2 separate regions of the Homo sapiens genome follow, and region 2 is linked to region 1. Evidence: read pairs that join two places in POLR2A ChIA-PET (ENCODE). Cell type or tissue: HepG2. All regions are shown on one strand. Each heading gives the region's core, and the rest is flanking DNA. Links, peaks and the distances in the headings are about the cores only. Region 1 holds the start of MIR6081 (microRNA 6081). Region 2 holds the start of AOPEP-AS1 (AOPEP antisense RNA 1).

What was found. ChIA-PET counts read pairs that join two places held together with the same protein. Peaks named below come from ENCODE experiments on the same cell type or tissue, not always from the same donor. Only the 100,000 strongest peaks of a DNase experiment are listed, where the experiment ranks them.
Region 2: POLR2A ChIA-PET joins it to region 1 with 5 read pairs; 2 of 35 experiments call an interaction of 5 or more read pairs at or near these places.

The regions. Positions count from the first base shown.
Region 1 is chr9:95,059,776-95,068,277 of GRCh38, forward strand. AOPEP (aminopeptidase O (putative)) reads left to right here. Exons shown (of 17, transcript NM_001193329.3): 14 at 919-1,035. MIR6081 (microRNA 6081) reads left to right here and starts at 5,575; the gene lies at 5,575-5,671. RefSeq lists an enhancer at 3,003-3,712. In HepG2, for the core only: no CTCF peak of the experiment used is centred there; a DNase peak (open chromatin) is centred at 4,946.
Region 2 is chr9:94,937,492-94,945,993 of GRCh38, forward strand. All of the region lies in intron 7 of AOPEP (aminopeptidase O (putative)), which reads left to right. AOPEP-AS1 (AOPEP antisense RNA 1) reads right to left here and starts at 8,063. Exons shown (of 2, transcript NR_147614.1): 1 at 7,949-8,063. In HepG2, for the core only: no CTCF peak of the experiment used is centred there; a DNase peak (open chromatin) is centred at 4,130.

The DNA of each region.
Region 1 (8,502 bases), core at 2,046-7,045:
GAGAACCATGGAATTCATAGGATTAATTTTAAAATCTTGATTTTAGAGTAAATATTTTTCACTTCCTACAAGGCATATCTCAAATTGATTCTTCCTCCAGTGCACTACAGGGCCGATCTCACAGGGCCACCAGGCCTGGCCCTGCTGTTGCATAGCGAGTAACACGGATGAAGTCTTACACATGCTTCTCTTCATTTCTTGTATTTCACATACATTGTGTTTTATTTTTGTACCATGTTAAGACTATCTCCTGTCTTTGCCCTTAACTTGTAACACCACTTTTGACCATTCCTGTATGAGAACTCAGGAATATGGGTAACTTTGTGTGTCTGTGTGTATAGCTGCACATATAGTTGTGTACAGCCTTTTGAGCTTTTTAATGGATTATAAGTATGATTTTCGTAATGGAGGGAAGACACAGTTCTTTCAGTATGTGCTCTTTATTTCTCAGTGTGCAGCAGGTATATTTGCAGAGCTTATGTGGTAAAAAGACTGAATGCCGCATCTTAGTTCTGTGAAATTTCCAGGTGTTTGCCTGTAATTGGATGGCTCCTTGAATCTTTGTCTAGGCTAAATTACATTTTCTGGTGTATGCGTGCTGTAAAGGAAGAGATCCAGTAAACCACGATAATGTTTTATTAAGATAAGCACAGTTTTGATCTGCTCTAAGTATAGAACTGAAATGATTAGTCATGGAAAACGGGGCCAAAGCAGACCCCAGAATGTAGTGTCTTTGGGAATACAGACAATGTAGGCCCTGAGGAATTACAAAAGTCAGCCGAACAGTCTTTCCATGTTGCCAATATATGCTGAAAGCACCCAGGTTACCCTGGGTATGTGGTCTTCAGTCTGAACATTTGGGTGTTGTTTCTCATCAACTGAATGGCATTTTCATAGGCTGTTTGGTTTTGTCTTTAGCTTCTTCCAGACCAGCTGGTCTTGCTTCTGGAGCATCTCTTGGAGCAGAAGACTCTGAGCCCCCGAACTCTGCAAAGCCTCCAGAGGACATACCACCTCCAGGATCAGGATGCAGAGGTAACCAGGAACACTCTCGGAGTTTAACCAGCAGGTCCCCACTGTTGTTGAAGAATGGTGATCCCATTGCAGTCCCAAACTATTGAAACCACCATTTCTATTAGCAAAATCTCATGTGTTTGCTGTATGAGTGAAGAACTAAGTGCTTTAATCTGATTATGCTTATGCTTCTAATCAGAGTATTTTGAGGTCTTAAGTTTTTCCCTCTTCTTAAATCATAAAGATGGACATAAGTCTCCTAAAGGAATGAGTGGAATGTTTTTGAGTTGTAAACTTGGGTGGGTCATTGTGCCCACTGACGGTGGTGCCATTCTGTTGCACATTAAGGAAACTTGGCTCAGATGTGTCAGAGCTTCTTGGTTGCATTCAGTTAGGGCAGGAAAGGAGCCATGTGTAAAGGGAATGAAAACTAAATCTAGCAGCTGTAGTTGGAAAAGGCAATTGGATGCTTGCGAGAAAGCAATGTGATATAGTCCTTAATATCTTCTACCTTATTGTGAGGAATGCAGTGTGAATCCTAAGACAAATTCCAGGGTTTTAAAAAAATACAAAATAGTAAATAATGTATTCAGACATCTTAAGTAAAAACAAGAGCTTAAACAGAAAACCTCTTTTATATAAGACTCCCAAAATGCAGAAAGTAAGTTTGGTTTTGAACATTTTAAAACTGTGCAGTCTAGTACAGCAGCCATTAGCCATGTGTGGCTGTTAAACACTTAAATGCAGCTATTTTGAGTTGAGATGTGCTGTAAGTATAAAATGCACAATGAATAGTGAAGACACTGGAATGAAGAAAGACAAAATAACTTAATGTGTCCCAATTGATTATAGTGTTAGTGATATTTGGGATATATTAGGTTAAATATTATTGTAATGAATTTTATAATCATTAAAATGGAGTAATTGAGAAAAGCCCGTTCCTTATTAACCAAAAGGTAAGATGGCCATTGTTAGGCATTTTAAAGCCCCATAAACTCAACAGTGATTGAAAAACTCCAGAGGGGACATGTAGCTTTTTACCCACCTGAGCATAGACCAAATTTACAACTGTTGCTGTTTATTTCAGCTCTTATATTTTTGTATGTAGGAGTTCTCAAATGCCAGACTGTTATTTTTAATTAGTGTTTAAAAGACTTTGCTATATATAGTCATTAGGCTGTGTTTTAATCAGGGTGGAGTACCACCAAACCTCCAGGACCCTGTGATGGGCATGGACAGACCAGAGGGGAGGATCAGAGCAGGCACCGGGCACCTGTCACTTGATGTCCGGAAACCATGAGGTGGCCCCCTTCCGTTTAGCATAAAACATGTCCTGTTCTTGCAGCTCAACTTAGTTGTTATATATAACCTCTTAGAACCTTTGAGAAGAACGGCTGTGGGTGCTAAGGCCAGTGTTGAATTAGGTGGCTGGTTCAGAAACACCTGCCCAGGCTAACGGGGCAGATCTCTAGTACAGCGCAGGGGTGCTTGGGACCTGGTGGGGGCAGATTTCTTTACCTTCTGTGCCCCTATATTTTTGAGATAACGCAGAAAGGCTTCCCTTGCTCTACATGTGACCGAGATGCATATGTAAAGCTGCCTTTCCAGAAGGGTAAGCTTGCTGCCTCCAGCTGTTCCTGCTCCTCATGGCAAAGTGCACTGAGGAGTTTTGTTGGCTGAGCAGCGTGTTCGGGATGTAGCGGCTGCAAGTGAGAAGCCTATTCCATGGTTGCTTTAGCTCCTGGGCTGCCATCCCGGTCTGTCCCTCCCTCTTTTCATGTGGATGGGCCGGTACAGGCCCACCCACACAGAGAAGGAAGAAAGGAGGGACGAGATTACTATTAACCATTCTTTCTATGTGTGGTGCTTCTGTGTATGGGCTGTGTTCACAGAGCATCTGATCTGTTGGTCTGATTTTCTGAGTGTAGCACTGAGTCTGCTGCGGCTGCTTGCCAAGGGCTTGAATGTCGAGGGGTTGTGGGGCCAGGGTTCTGAATACTATCTCAGGTTATGCACACCCTGCCTGCCCTCCATGTGCCTGCATCACGTGATGTGAAGACCCAGGTGTATGCTCTTCATGGAGGCAATGCCCCCGTGTTCAGAATGTGAAAGGAAAAGTGCTCAAGGACAGACAGAGTTGAGAGCATGGGTGGAGTAGGCAAACCATCCCAGGCTACCTCCTGCCTTGCCACCCCTCTGCAGGGCGGGCACAGGCTGCGCTCCTTGATGCTCCTTGGCCTGGAGAGTGAAGCTGACCTCAAAGTCAGCCATCTTGTATGTAGCAGGCCTCAGGACTATGGGCGGGTGCTGGGCCACTGCAGCCAGCACGGAAAATGAGCCGAAGGGAAATCCGTTCCACAGAAGCACCTTGTCTTTCTGCAGTTTTTGAGTATATTTCTCAAATAGCCATAAAAGTTTAAAAAATATATTTGACAGCTAACTCTGGGAACAAAACATGTTATCTAAGATCCCTTTTTAAGTAACACATTTCCTGCCTGCCTTAGCAGGTCTCTTAAGCTGTAAAAATAGCTACCCATGGCAGTGAGATGAGGATCCCTGGACCTTGCCTTTCTGACCTCTTTCCCCCAGGAAGTCCATGACTGACCTTCAGGCAGCAGCATCTCTGCAGGCTCCACTGAGCGCTTTCAGATCTCCGCAGACTCCACTGAGCGCTTTTAGATCTCCGCAGACTCCACTGAGCGCTTTCAGATCTCTGCAGACTCCACTGAGCGCTTTCAGACTGGGGCCATGCCTCAGGGGATGGGCTCCCCCTGTGTTGTTTTGCTGGTGGCCACGAATCCGAAAGGCCCATGCTGCAGCGTGCCCTGCTTTGAGTTTGGTTGATATGCTTAATAAGAACATTAGTTTTCTGGGAGAATTTGGTAGCACCCGTTCTTCCCTTCACTGTGTGGGGGAAATAGTGTTGATTGAAAGGAAGAGGACTCCGAGATTGGATTGGAGCAAGAAAGTGTGGGTATCGTGTGTTGTGACTGTGTCTTCTCCGGGGTGCTGCTTCACTGGAGGTCTCCCTTCAGGGTCTGGCCCTCATGCCTGGCCCCAGGTGCTCGTGTGCACGTGAGCGGCTCTTCCTGCTGACTGACTACAGCTAATTGACAAAAGGCAGTTTCAAAAAAAAAAAAAATCTCAACTTAGTAAGGTGTCAGCACAGAGGGGAGTAGCTAGAAAAAGCTTGCTAACAACATTTAGAGGCCACCCTAAGACAGCTATACTCTCCCAAAGTGCCAAAGAATGTAACCTTGGGAGGCTCCACTCTTTCATGTAGAATTGCAAACTAAACTAGTAGGAGCAAGTGAATGTGAGGAAACAGATTGTAAGGGCATACCTGTTTCAGCACTCATCCGGCTGCCTTCCAGGATAGAAAGGAAACTCCAGGTTGATTGGAAATGGAAAAAACGACCAGCGTCACAGGCCTGTCCCGTAGCACGGGCAGTAGCTGAAGAGGCCCTGCAGACCCTGTGTAATGGGTCTAGGTCTCCTCTACCTCTTTTTTGTTTGTATGTTTGAGACGGAGTCTCGCTGTGTCTCCCAGGCTGGAGTGCAGTGGCACGATCTTGGCTCACTGCAACCTCCAACTCCCAGGTTCAAGCAGTTCTGCCTCAGCCTCCCGAGTAGCTGGATTACAGGTGCCCACCACCACGCCCAGCCAATTTTTTGTATTTTAATAGAGACGGGGTTTCACCATCTTGGCCAGGCTGTTCTCGAACTCCTGACCTCATGATCCACCTGCCTTGGCTTCCCAAAGTGCTGGGATTACAGGCGTGAGCCACCGCGCCTGGCCTCGTCTACCTCTTTTGATGCATCGTACACAAGCCATTGGTCAGGGGGCGGGTCCACAAGCTGGTATTTATCTTAATATGCTGTTACTAATACATTGTTTACTTGGGAAGAAAGCACCATAGCATTTATTTGCAGTCCAAAGGTGGAAGTTGTGAGTCCAGCAACACAATCATGTGACAGCTTTAATGCTCATTTATGAATTTCATTTGGGCCAAAAGCATAGTTCTGTGACTCAAGCACTTAATGATTAATAGAACTCTAGAGGAACTTACCAAAGGGGCAAAGAATGAAGGTTTGATGGTTGTTACATCTCCAGATTCTAAAATTGATCCATAGTTGTGGTTCTGTTCGTTCCTTTCAGTGCTAGAACTCTTTCCATTAGAGATGACTTTCGTCTTCTGCTTTGGAGGGCTTGGAGATGTGAAATGTTCAGGAGGGTCTTTTCCCTGCTGTTGGAGCTTCTTTTTCTTCCCTGGTTGCTTTTTCATAGTATTCTGGCTACAAATAAGTAAGACATTTCTATTTTGTTTTGTTACAGAGTGGCTTAGAGGAAAGGTTAGATATAATCTCTTTGGGCTCTGTTGCTGTTTCAGGATGCTCGATGCTTTAGATTTATTAATATGTAGTGTGCTGAACTTAGAAGTCCTTCCTCTTGTCTGCCTTGATCCAGAGTCTAAGCGTAATAAAGGCAGAAACTCTGGCTATGCTGACGTCAGGTCCTGTCATCGTGGTGTGTGAGGGCAGCACCCAGCTCTGCCTCTCCCACCACGGTGCTGGCACCAGGGCCTCTGCCCCGTAGGACACCGAGGCTTATGAATAGGAGCAGTGCCGGCCAAGGCGCCGGCACCATCTTGGTGATGTCCAGGGGGCCCACCCAGGCCCCCTTTTCCTCTCCTCCCCTTCTCCTGCTGGCTGCCCTTGGTGCAGGCGAATCCAGGGCCTCATTACTAAGCCAGCTGGCTCACCACGTCATCATCCAGCATTGTCAGGAGACACCATTGTGGAACAGAGCCCTACAAGGCAGGTTTTCAGATTGAACATGAAAAAGAACACCATTGTGGAGTGTCAGAGTAGTGTGTGCAATTAGTGAAATGCTTTTATAGGGTAAAATACAAGGAACCAGGTCCCCCCGGGATCCCAAAAGGGCAAGTTGACACTTGCCACCTCCACCTGGCAACCCACAGAAGCTCAGCATTAGGCCGTTTCTCACAGTATGATTGCAGGTACAGGGGTCTGGCTTACTGGCCCATTGATGCCATCAACCTTAGGTTACAGATCAAGAGGCCAGATACCGATGAGTCTGAACTTTAGAACATGGCCTGTGAATAGTGTGACTTCAGGTTTTTAGAAAGCTGAGACCATGCTTGTGAGGGTCATGGCTGTCCCTTTGACAGAGCATTATTCCTTTTCTAGAGTTTAAAAGGTGGGTATAGATTGAAAAAAGGGATTGGGGTAATTGTCTTTAGTTACTTTAGACATATCTTTTTACACCATCTGCTTTTTATGATAGGAGAAAGAATAGAGTTCTCTGGTTTTATTTGTGCATTTTTTCTTTGTCTTATTTGGTTTATGAAACATTTAATCGATGTTTCAGAACATTCTTTCAAAGTCAGGACGGTCTGTCTCTCAGTACATCCTTCTTAGGGTTTTCTTTCTGTTATTCAATTCAGTGCCTCTGGAACTTTCCTGTGGAAAGCCTGCAACAGCATCTCCCCTGTTATACTGTGATAAAGGGATTTTTTTTTTAAAAAGCTGATCTAAAATCACAAAGAACTTTCTTTTTTAGATAAATAATTTCCTGTGTTGTTCCTGAAGATTGTGTTTTGTTTACTGTGAATTTATAGCAAATGAAAGTAAAGAAGAAGCAAGCCATGGACAGCATAATCTGGCTAATTTTTCTTAAATGGTCAGCTTAGCATTTATCTGTTTAAAGAGAGAGGGCATTTAATAGGTGGCTTTTAGCTACAGGTTCAGCCAGACTTTATTAGAAAAGCCACTGGTTGCAGAGTGTCCCTGCCGTCTGCTGTTTGCACAGGGTTCAGCAGTGGGCCCACTGTTACCGACCTCTGAAGATGTGAGGGCCTCTGTGTTTGCTCCATAGGGCGCTCTCCAGTCTGTATAGATTTTCTCAGAAAGATGGAGATGGAGATTTACACATTCTCTGGGGTCTAAATAGCAGTGCCCTGATGCTCTTCTTCCGGTATAGCCAGGAAACCAGCAGCATCTCATATTCATTGTGTGTCCAAAGGCTTCTCGAGTGGAATTAATGCATTGGACTTTAATTGGTGCTTCTGGGTTCTTTACAGCTCAGTCAGTAGTTTACATACTTTTGTATTGGATTTCTGTTCTGAAATCCACACCAGAAACCACACAACTTTCTTTGAACATTGCCGTCTCTTTTTACAATTGTAAACTTAGCCATATTCCCATTTAAAGTATACCTTAAATGCCCTGAAATACAGGGCTCACTCTGCCACAGCTCTCAACATAGCTTTCCAGGTGGCTTTTCTGCCTTCTGGTGGCTTTCATGTACACCATCTTTGCTCTCTAGAACTGTGGCACACCAGGATGTGAGAGGTGGATCTGTCTGGACTTCAGGCTGTGAGAACCTCACAGCACAGATAGGATGTGAGCTTTACCCCTTGTGTTCAGGCCGCTCGCACGGAGTCAGCTTGCGGAAGCACGTTCCCAGGCCTGCTCTGCGTGTAATGGTGGAATTTTGTGTGGATGGCAGGGTATGATATTTAGAACATAAACACAGTAGAGATTGGCTAAACTTTGTGGGGTGGCACTAAAAATGATTTTTAGGCTGTTCAGTCTCTGCATATTGCTTTGCTGCAACCTTGAACCACATGGAACTGTGTTCTGTAGACCACCTGGTTTTGCCCATCCATGGGTGGAAGCAAATGCCCAGGCTGGGCACAGGAAGTTCCCAGGCACTGAGGGAACCAGCCAGCGCAAAGCTGACTTCATGGCCTCGGCTCTCAGGGCACCAGGTAGTTTTTCTCGAGAGTAGACTGTGTAGAATAGTACCCTTCGCTGAAACAGCCTTTCTCAACTTGGTTCTTAGGGTGAGGGGTAACTGTTTTTAGTAACTTTTTTGAGCTATAATTCACATACCATGAAGTGCACCCATTTTAAAGTATACAATTCAGTAGTTTTTAATATATTCACAGAGTTGTACAACCATCACCACAATCACTTGTAGAACATTTTGTCATCCCCAAAAGAAACCCAGTACCCTTTGGCTGTCATCCCTAGCTCCCCAGTCCTAGGCAAGCACTCATTTTTCTGTCTCTATAGATTTGCCTATTCTGGGCCTTCACATAAATGGAATTATATATAATATTTGGTCTTTTGTGACTGACTTCTTTTGACTTAGCATAATGTTTTCGGGGATCATCCTTCTTTGTAGCATATATCATTACTTCATTCCTTTTTATTGCCAAATATTTTGAGTCATATGGATGGATGGCATTTGTTGATCCACACATCAGCTGATGGACAGTTAGGGTGTTTCCACTTTTAACTATTGTGAATAATGCTGCTAGGAACATATGTGTGTACGGTTTTGTGTGGACATATGCTTTCATTTCTCTTAGGTATATTCCTAGGAGTAGAATTGCTGGATTATAACCCTTGTTTAACCTTTTGAGGAACTGCCAGTGTGTTTTCTGCTGTGGCTAAACC
Region 2 (8,502 bases), core at 1,848-6,847, 120 kb before region 1:
TCCAAAGACAGTCATATTCTGAGGTACAGGGGGATATGGTTCCAACATATACATTTGGGGGAACCCAGTTCAGTCATAGCTCCTACCATCTGCCTGCTCTTTCTTACCTCCATGCCTTTTAAAGATGTTGTCTCTATTTAGAATATCCTTGCCTTGCTGCATAATTCCATATCATTATGACTCATCATTATGACTCAGCACAGATTGCATTGCCTTCCCAGAAACTCTCAGACCCTATCCTAATGTAAGCTGCTGTCCCTCCTCTGTACTCCTAGGCTCTCTTCTCTGTCTCTCTCTGATCTTACTACATGATTTGGTCATTCTTTTTATGTTTACCACATTAAATTGCCAATATTTGACCATTTTTGCCCTACAAGAACAATTTCTTTTTTCTTTTTTGAGATGGAATCTCGCTCTGTCACCCAGGCTGGAGTGCAGTGGCGTGGTCTCGGCTCACTGCAACCTCCACCTCCCTGGGTTCAAGCGATTCTCCTGCCTCAGCCTCCCGAGTAGCTGGGACTACAGGCACATGCCACCACACCCAGATAATTTTTTGTATTTTTAGTGGAGACAGGATTTCACTGTGTTAGCCAGAATGGTCTCGATTTCCTGACCTTGTGATCCACCTGCCTTGGCCTCCCAAAGTGCTGGGATTACAGGCGTGAGCGACCGCGCCCGGCCAAAAACAATTTCATATGGTCCAACCAAATACATATCTCGCTTCTGACCCTCAGACTTTTGTCCCTAGGGATTACGTCTTGTTTCTCAGTGCACCACAGTGCTTGGCACTGAGAGGGTGCTCCGTGAGTGTTGAAAAAATGAATCTCATAGACATGATGTCTGTCCCTGAGGTTCTTTATATGTTATTTGGAGAGCTGAAATACTGGTCCCAAGATAGATAGGTAATCCTAGGCTACATCCTCAGAGTTCTAAGAACTGAGAGTTTACTGTTGACAGATTTAGTTAGAAAGGGCTACAGGGGGATGTGAGGCTTGAGCTGGGATAGTAAGAAAGGATACCACTGAGATGGGTGAAGAGGCAGAGGGAGAGGAATTCAAGGAGCAAAGCCTGGTAGGCATAAAAAGGAATGGATTGTGGATGTGGACATTAACATGAGAATGGACTTGCTGGAGAGGACAGCCACGAAAAGAACCAGTGAGACTGAAGGTGGGCCAGGCAAGGCTAGGCTAAGTCATGGAGCTCCTCGGATGCCAAATTGAAGAACTCGTATGTGATCCTCTGGGTAATGGTGAGGTATTTTATGTTCCAAGAATGACATAATGAAAGTAGAGTTCTAGGAAGATTACCCAGCGTTTGGGATAACATATGATCAAAGAGAAAGAGTCTAGAGAACAGATGGAATCAGGTGGCTGTGTGAGGAACAGAGGCATAAGTTCGGAAGACCTTGGTTGGCCTAAAGATCTGACTGAATTGTTCATTTGCAGCTATCAAAAATGGATTGAAAGAAGGCTTCTAGGCCGGGCGCGGTGGCTCACACCTGTAATCCCAGCACTTTGGGAGGCCGAGGCCGGCAGATCACAAGGTCAGGAGTTCAAGACCAGCCTGCCCAATATGGTGAAACCACATCTCTACTAAAAATACAAAAATTAGCTGAGCATGGTGGCAGGCGCCTGTAGTCCCACCTACTTGGGAGGCTGAGGCAGGAGAATCACTTGAACCTGGGAGGTGGAGGTTGCAGTGAGCCGAGATCATGCCACTGCACTCCAGCCTTGGTAACAGAGTGAGACTTCGTGTCAGAAAAAAAAAAAAAAAAGAAGGCTTCTAATAATACAATGTAAAGCCATCCCCATTGTATATAAGGATTGACCCATTAAAAGAAAGGTTAAATTCGGGGGTTCTGTGAAGTTTGTGAGTCTTTGAAAAGAGGGAAAGACAACAGCCCATGTTCCTCCTTGGCCAAGGTCTGGTTGATCCTGCCTCGTGTTAGGGAGGCATCATCTGAGGATATGGATTGAGCTTCACTCCAGAGCTCCTCCGCCCTTGGTCTTGACCCAGGATGGTAGGATGGGGTTTATGAGAATGGCTGCCTGGATGAGTTCTGACTCTACTACAGGTTCAGAATTTCTAATATGAAAATCTGAACAAAACTTCCTGGGCAACAACATGACCACTAATGGAAAATTTCATACCTGATCTCATGTGATGGTGGCTCCCAGTCAAAACTTTGTTTCATATACAAAATTATTTAAAATAATGTATAAAATTACCTTCAGGCTATGTGTATAAAAGGTACTCAGTATCCTCGGGGCATTGGTTCCAGGACTGCCCCCATACCAAAATCTCAGGATGCATAGTCAGCCTTGTGGAACTGAGGAAACAGAAAGCTGGTCCTTTGTATCTGGGGGTTCTACATCCCTGGAGTACTATATTTTCAGTCTGAGGTTGGTTGAATCTGCAGCTGATTGAATCCAAGCATGGAGAACCTGAGGATTGGGAGGACCAACTATATATGAAACATAAATAAATTTGTATTTTGACTTGGGTCCCATCCCCAAGATATTTCATTTGTATGTAGATATTCCAAAATCCAAAAATATCGGAAGTCTGAAACACTTCTGGTTCCAAATATTTTGGATAAAGGATACTCAAGCTTTACACACATTTGCTGTGTGGCCTTGAGAGAGTTACTCAACCACACTTAGCTTTAGTCCCCTTAGCTGTAAAACAGGGATGATTAACACAATAGTTTCTACCTTATAGGTGGATGTGAGGAATAAATACAATGAATACATGCAATCCATTTAGAACATGTATGTTAAGTTGAATCACAGGCAATTGCTGTTTTGGTGGATCTAAAATGAATATTGTCAGGGCCAGGTGCGGTGGCTCATGCCTGTAATCTCAGCACTTTGAGAGGCCGAGGCGGGCAGATCACTTGAGGTCAGGAGTTCGAGATCAGCCTGGCCAACATGGTGAAACCCCATCTCCACTAAATATAAAAATTAGCCTGGCATGGTGGCATGCCTATAATCCTAGCTACTCAGAAGGCTGAGGCACGAGAATTTCTTGAACCTGAGAGGCAGAGGCTGAAGTGAGCTCAGACTGCACTCCAGCCTGGACAGCAAAGTGAGACTCCATCTCAATAAATAAATAAATAAATAATAAAATAAAATAAAATAGAATGAATATTGGCAATTTCCTACAGTTCAGGTAAATACTTAACACGTTTGATGCTATCATCTATGTCCTCTGGCACTTGGAAAAGGTTTGTCCAACAAGTGGCAGAGGGCACAGGGACACAGCCCCCACTGCCCCTCCTGGCTTATTCTGATTTCCTCAGCCTGGCTCGTCCCCTCATGTCCGCATGGCTCTGGAGCTGGGCCCTTCCCTTTCCCTGCTGCCACCCTTCCCTGGGGACCACACAAGGCATCTGCTCCTGTCTCTTGACCAACCAGAACATGGAAACACCTCCCTCCCTTCCTGACAAGTATAATTGGCTGGAATGTTCAACAAGTTAATTTTACTAATTAAGAGAATGTTAAAAAAAAAAGTGCAAGAATGCCTGGTTACAAATGTAGAGCACAGGCATAAAAGGAAAGAGTCTGAAAGTTCAACAGAGATGCTCAAGCAAATCGCTAGAGGTAAGAATTGAATGAGCAGCACTTCTAAGACTACCCTTCTGGAACCTACATCTAGTCCAGCCCCTCTGAAGGGCAACCCTTGGGTCCCCTCTGGCTCTTCTCTGTAAAGCTCCTCTGGCCTCTGTTCAAAATCTCACCACTGTCCAGAGTGGAAAAAAGTTCTTGCCTTTATGGCTTCCGAGAGTTCCTACCTGATCATTGGCCTGTGCCTCTCCTAAGGTCTCAACTGTATGTCTTAGAATTCCTGCCCTACACCCCTCTATCCCTCAGGCACGTGGGATTCCCCTACCCACTCCTGTCTGTCTAGTGTTTTTATTTGAACCACATACACTAACAAGCGACCTGTGAAGAGTGTTTCTACCTGTTCTTGATGGGAGGATGCTATACCTATGCCAGCATTTTCTGAAAAACTTTAGAGCTCTCAGCTAGCCAGAAATGGACTCTGCCCTTTCCTGTTTCAAAGGTCAGCTCCACCAGCCTGAGCTGCCCACTCAGTTTGTTTCCTGTTAGAGGGACACCCTCAGCTCTCAGCTCTTTTAAACAGCAAAGATGACAGACATGTCCTGAATAATTGAACTCAAATAACCTTCCCTCTTTATTTTTCCAGACCATTTCCTGGTTAGTCAGCACTCAGGTCTTTCTAAGGGGGAGAGAATTCTCCATAGACCCCTAATTACATATTTACAGTACTTGGTGTTTCATTTTTGCAATAACATCTAGTAGGGTCCTTTTTCTTTATATAGAAAAACATGAAAAAGCAAGACATTTCATAATCACTGGTTAGTTAACTTTGGTTAATTTTTTTCAAAGCACATAGTAAGAAAATTCAAGCAGTTTAGAAAAGTATAAAATTCCATTTACTACCACTGTAGTCCCTTACCCAAAGATAATTACTGCTACTGTTTTCTTGTGAATCTTGGGAAAGTAAATTTTGTAAGTATACATGCATACTTCCATATTGCTGCTCCGTGTAGCACTGATTCATTATAATGCTATTTGACTATAAAATATTTCGTACAAAATTATTCATGTACATATGCCAGTCCATAATAATTCACTCTTATTTTGCCCATCCTAAGGATATCTTATGCACTCAGCCAGTAGGAAGAATCACTATGTACATTACATGTTCAGCTAATGAGCGTTAGTTTCCCATTCAGAAAAACTCTCATCCAGTGAGTGCTTTCTCATGTAACGCCAAATTCACTTTGTTCCACAGAGTATTTGCTTACTTCCTGTGCCCCTTTTTCCTACCATTTAGTTTGTGTTTTGGCCAACAGTTTTGATCTAGAATGGATGACAAAAACTATATGGGTATTCTGCTGGACCTGCCACAAAGACACGAAAGAAGAACATCCTGCTAGATGTTACAAATCTGCTTTACAGGAGTTCTTGCCCCTTTCAAGTCAATGGTTGAGGACAGAAGGAATAAGAAACAGGGACTGTACTATTCAACATTGTACTGGAGGTTATAGCCAGGGCAGTTAGGCAAAAAAGTGAACTACAAGGCATCCAGATTGGAAAGGAAGAAGTAAAACTGTCTCCATTTGTAGACATAATCTTATGTGGAGTAAATCCTAAGTAATCCTCCAAAAAAATAATTAGAGCTAATAAACAAGTTCAGTAAAGTTTCGAGATATAGGATCAACATACAAAAGTTAGCTGTATTTCCATACACTAGCTAAGAATAATCTGAAAGTTAAATTAGGAAAAATTCATTTACATCGCTTGAACCCGGGAGGCAGAGGTTGCAGTGAGTTGAGGTTGTGCCATTGCACTCCAGCCTAGGGGACACAGTGAGAGTCTGTCTCAAAAAAAAAAAAAAAAAAAAAAATCATTTACAGTAGCATCAAAGATAATAAGGTACTGATTCAAAACGGATCAAAAACCCAAATATAAAAGCTAAAATTATACAACAAACAGAAAAAATGTAGATGTAAATCTTCATGATCTTGCATTAGGCAATAGTTTCTTACATACTAGACACTGAAAGCATAAGCAACTGAAGGGAAAAAGAATCAGTAAATTGGACTGCATCAAAATTAAAAACTTTTGTGCGACAGAGGACTCCATCAAGAAAATAAAAAGACAACCTACAGAATGGGAGGTAATATTTGCAAATCATATATCTGTTAAGGGACTTGTATTCAGAATATATAAAGAACACTTACAACTCAACAATAAAGACAAATGACCCAATTAAAAAATGGTCAGTCTGGACCGGGCATGGTGGCTCACGCCTGTAATCCCAGCACTTTGGGAGGCTGAGGTGGGCAGATCACTTAAGGTCAGGAGTTCAAGACCAGCCTGGCCAACATGGTGAAACCCCGTCTCTACTGAAAACACAAAAATTATCCAGGTGTGGTGACATGCACCTGTAATCCCAGCTACTCAGGAGGCTGAGGCAGGAGAATTGCTTGAATCTGGGAGATGGAGGTTGCAGTGAGCTGAGATCGTGCCCCTGCACTCCAGCCTAGGCGACAGAGTGGGACTCCATCTCAAATAAAAAAAAAAAAGAAAAAAGAAAAAAAAAGGATCAATCTGGCTGGGCACAGTGGCTCATGCCTGTAATCCCAGCACTTTGGGACGCTGAGGCGGGCAGATCACTTGAGGTCAGCAATTCAAGACCAGCCTGGCCAACATGGTGAAACCCCATCTCTGCTAAACATACAAACAATTAGCAGGGTGTGGTGGCACGCACCTGTAATCCCAGCTACTCGGGAGGCTGAGGCAGGAGAATCACTTGAACCCGAGGGGCAGAGGTTGCAGTGAGCTGAGATTGTACCACTGCACTCCAGCCTGGGCAACAGAGTGAGACTCCATCTCAAAAAAAAAAAAAAAAAAAAAAAAAAAACAGGTCAATCTAAGTTGACATTTCTCCAAAGAAAATATGCAGATGGCCAATGAGCACATAAGATACTCAACATTATTGGCTATCAGGAAATACAAATCAAAACCACAGTGAGATACCACTTCATACCTACTAGGATGGCTACAATGAAAAAGACAGATAATAAAAATCAGTGAGGACTTGGAAAAATTGGAACCCTTGTTCACTGTTGGTAAAATGGTGCAGCTGCTGTGGAAAACAGCCTGGTGGTTCCTCAAAAGCTTAAGCATAGAGTGACCATATAACCCTGCAATTCCATTCCTAGCTAAATAACCAAAAGAAATGAAGAAATCATATGCAAATGTTCATAACAGTATTATTCATCATAGCCCAAAATGGAAACAACCCAAATGTCCATCAACAGATGAATGGATAATCAAAATGTGTTATATCCATACAGTGGAATATTAATCAGCCATAAAAAGGAACGGAGTACTGATACTTGCTGCAGCAAGGGTGAACCTTGAAAACATTATGCTCAGCGGAAAAAGCTGGACACAAAAGGCCACATACTGTATCATGTGATTTATGTGAACTGTCCACAATAGGCAAATCCATAGAGACAAAAAGTAGATTTTTTATTTTTATTTTTTTATTTTGAGACAGGGTCTTACTCTGTCCCCGAGGCTGGAGTGCCATGGCACGATCATGGCTCACTGCAGCCTTAACCTACCAGGCTCAAACAATCCTCCCACCTTGATCTCCCAAAGTAAGAAGTAGATTAATGGTCAGGGCCTGGGTGGAGGTGGGAAGGAGATTGGGGAGTGACTGCCAGTGTGTATTTGGTTTCTTTTTAGGGTGATTAACATGTTCTAAAGTTGATTACATTCTAAAGTTTATTGCACATCATCAACTTATGTGCAACTCATAAGGTTGCACAACCTTATGAGTACACTAAAAACCACTATATGTGAATTACATCTCAATTTTTTAAAAAAGAGAGAGATTGATGGAAATCATTTAATGTTCTCTACTGTCTCATAATACCCCTGTAGCCTGGTGGGGTTGATCAACAATCATCTGGAGGAGACATGGAAAAAGAAATTAGGGCAGGAGGCGACTGGTGACCTCCGAGGTTTGGATGAGACCCACGGGGCCATTTCCAGCGTTGGATGGATGGAAGACATCTCCATAGGGTCTGTGATATAACAACCCCGTGGAATGATAATTCACTCCCAAGAAAGCATCCCTCAAGCACAAGTGTATACACACAAGATTGTGTGTTTTATCCATGCCATGCTATACCTCCCATTGTCCTCTTAATAATAGAATCCTGGCTAGTGTTCTGTCATCAACACAGTGAATTATTTGTTTTTTTTTAACTGCTGTGAGTATTCCCAGATATGAATGTTCCGTTACTAACCATCAAACATTTGTTAACCATTGGGCGTCATCATGGTCATTTCTAGTTTTTTGCTTTCATAAACAATGCTATGGTGAATGGTCTCACACTTACTGTTAGATGCACTGCATGTGAAATAGAAGACCCAAAGAGCACACTGTTGCTGGCAAGGCTGAGAAGAGAGCTCCTCTGCTGAGGACTCGTCCTCTTGTGCATCCTGGTATGTACTGGGCTGAAAACCAGGCAAGCCCTCCACCCCTGCCGCTGCCGCCCCCATGCCTAGGGCCGTGCTGTCCTCCACTGAGGAGGGAAAAGTCCTTCTCCAGCTCCCACGGGCCATCTGCTCCTCGTTGAGTCATCAGATGAGGCGATCCTTCCCATTACCTCAGCACACAGCACTGCACATGCTGTTGGTGTTCAAAACGGGCTTCGAGCCTCCTCTTGTAAAATGAAGCCAATGTTTGTCTCATTTGCCTCTTTCCAGAAGAAGTCGTGATTTTTTTTTTAATGCAATACAGAAAAAGTTTTCCATTTTTATTCTTTCTACTTTTGCTTCCAGTAATTTTCAGGTTCTCTGTATTCCTGTGTTCTGAATGTGTATGGCACACCAGCAGCCTGAGTTATGGCTGAGTCACTATGATCACCTTAACCCTGATAGATGAACCCAG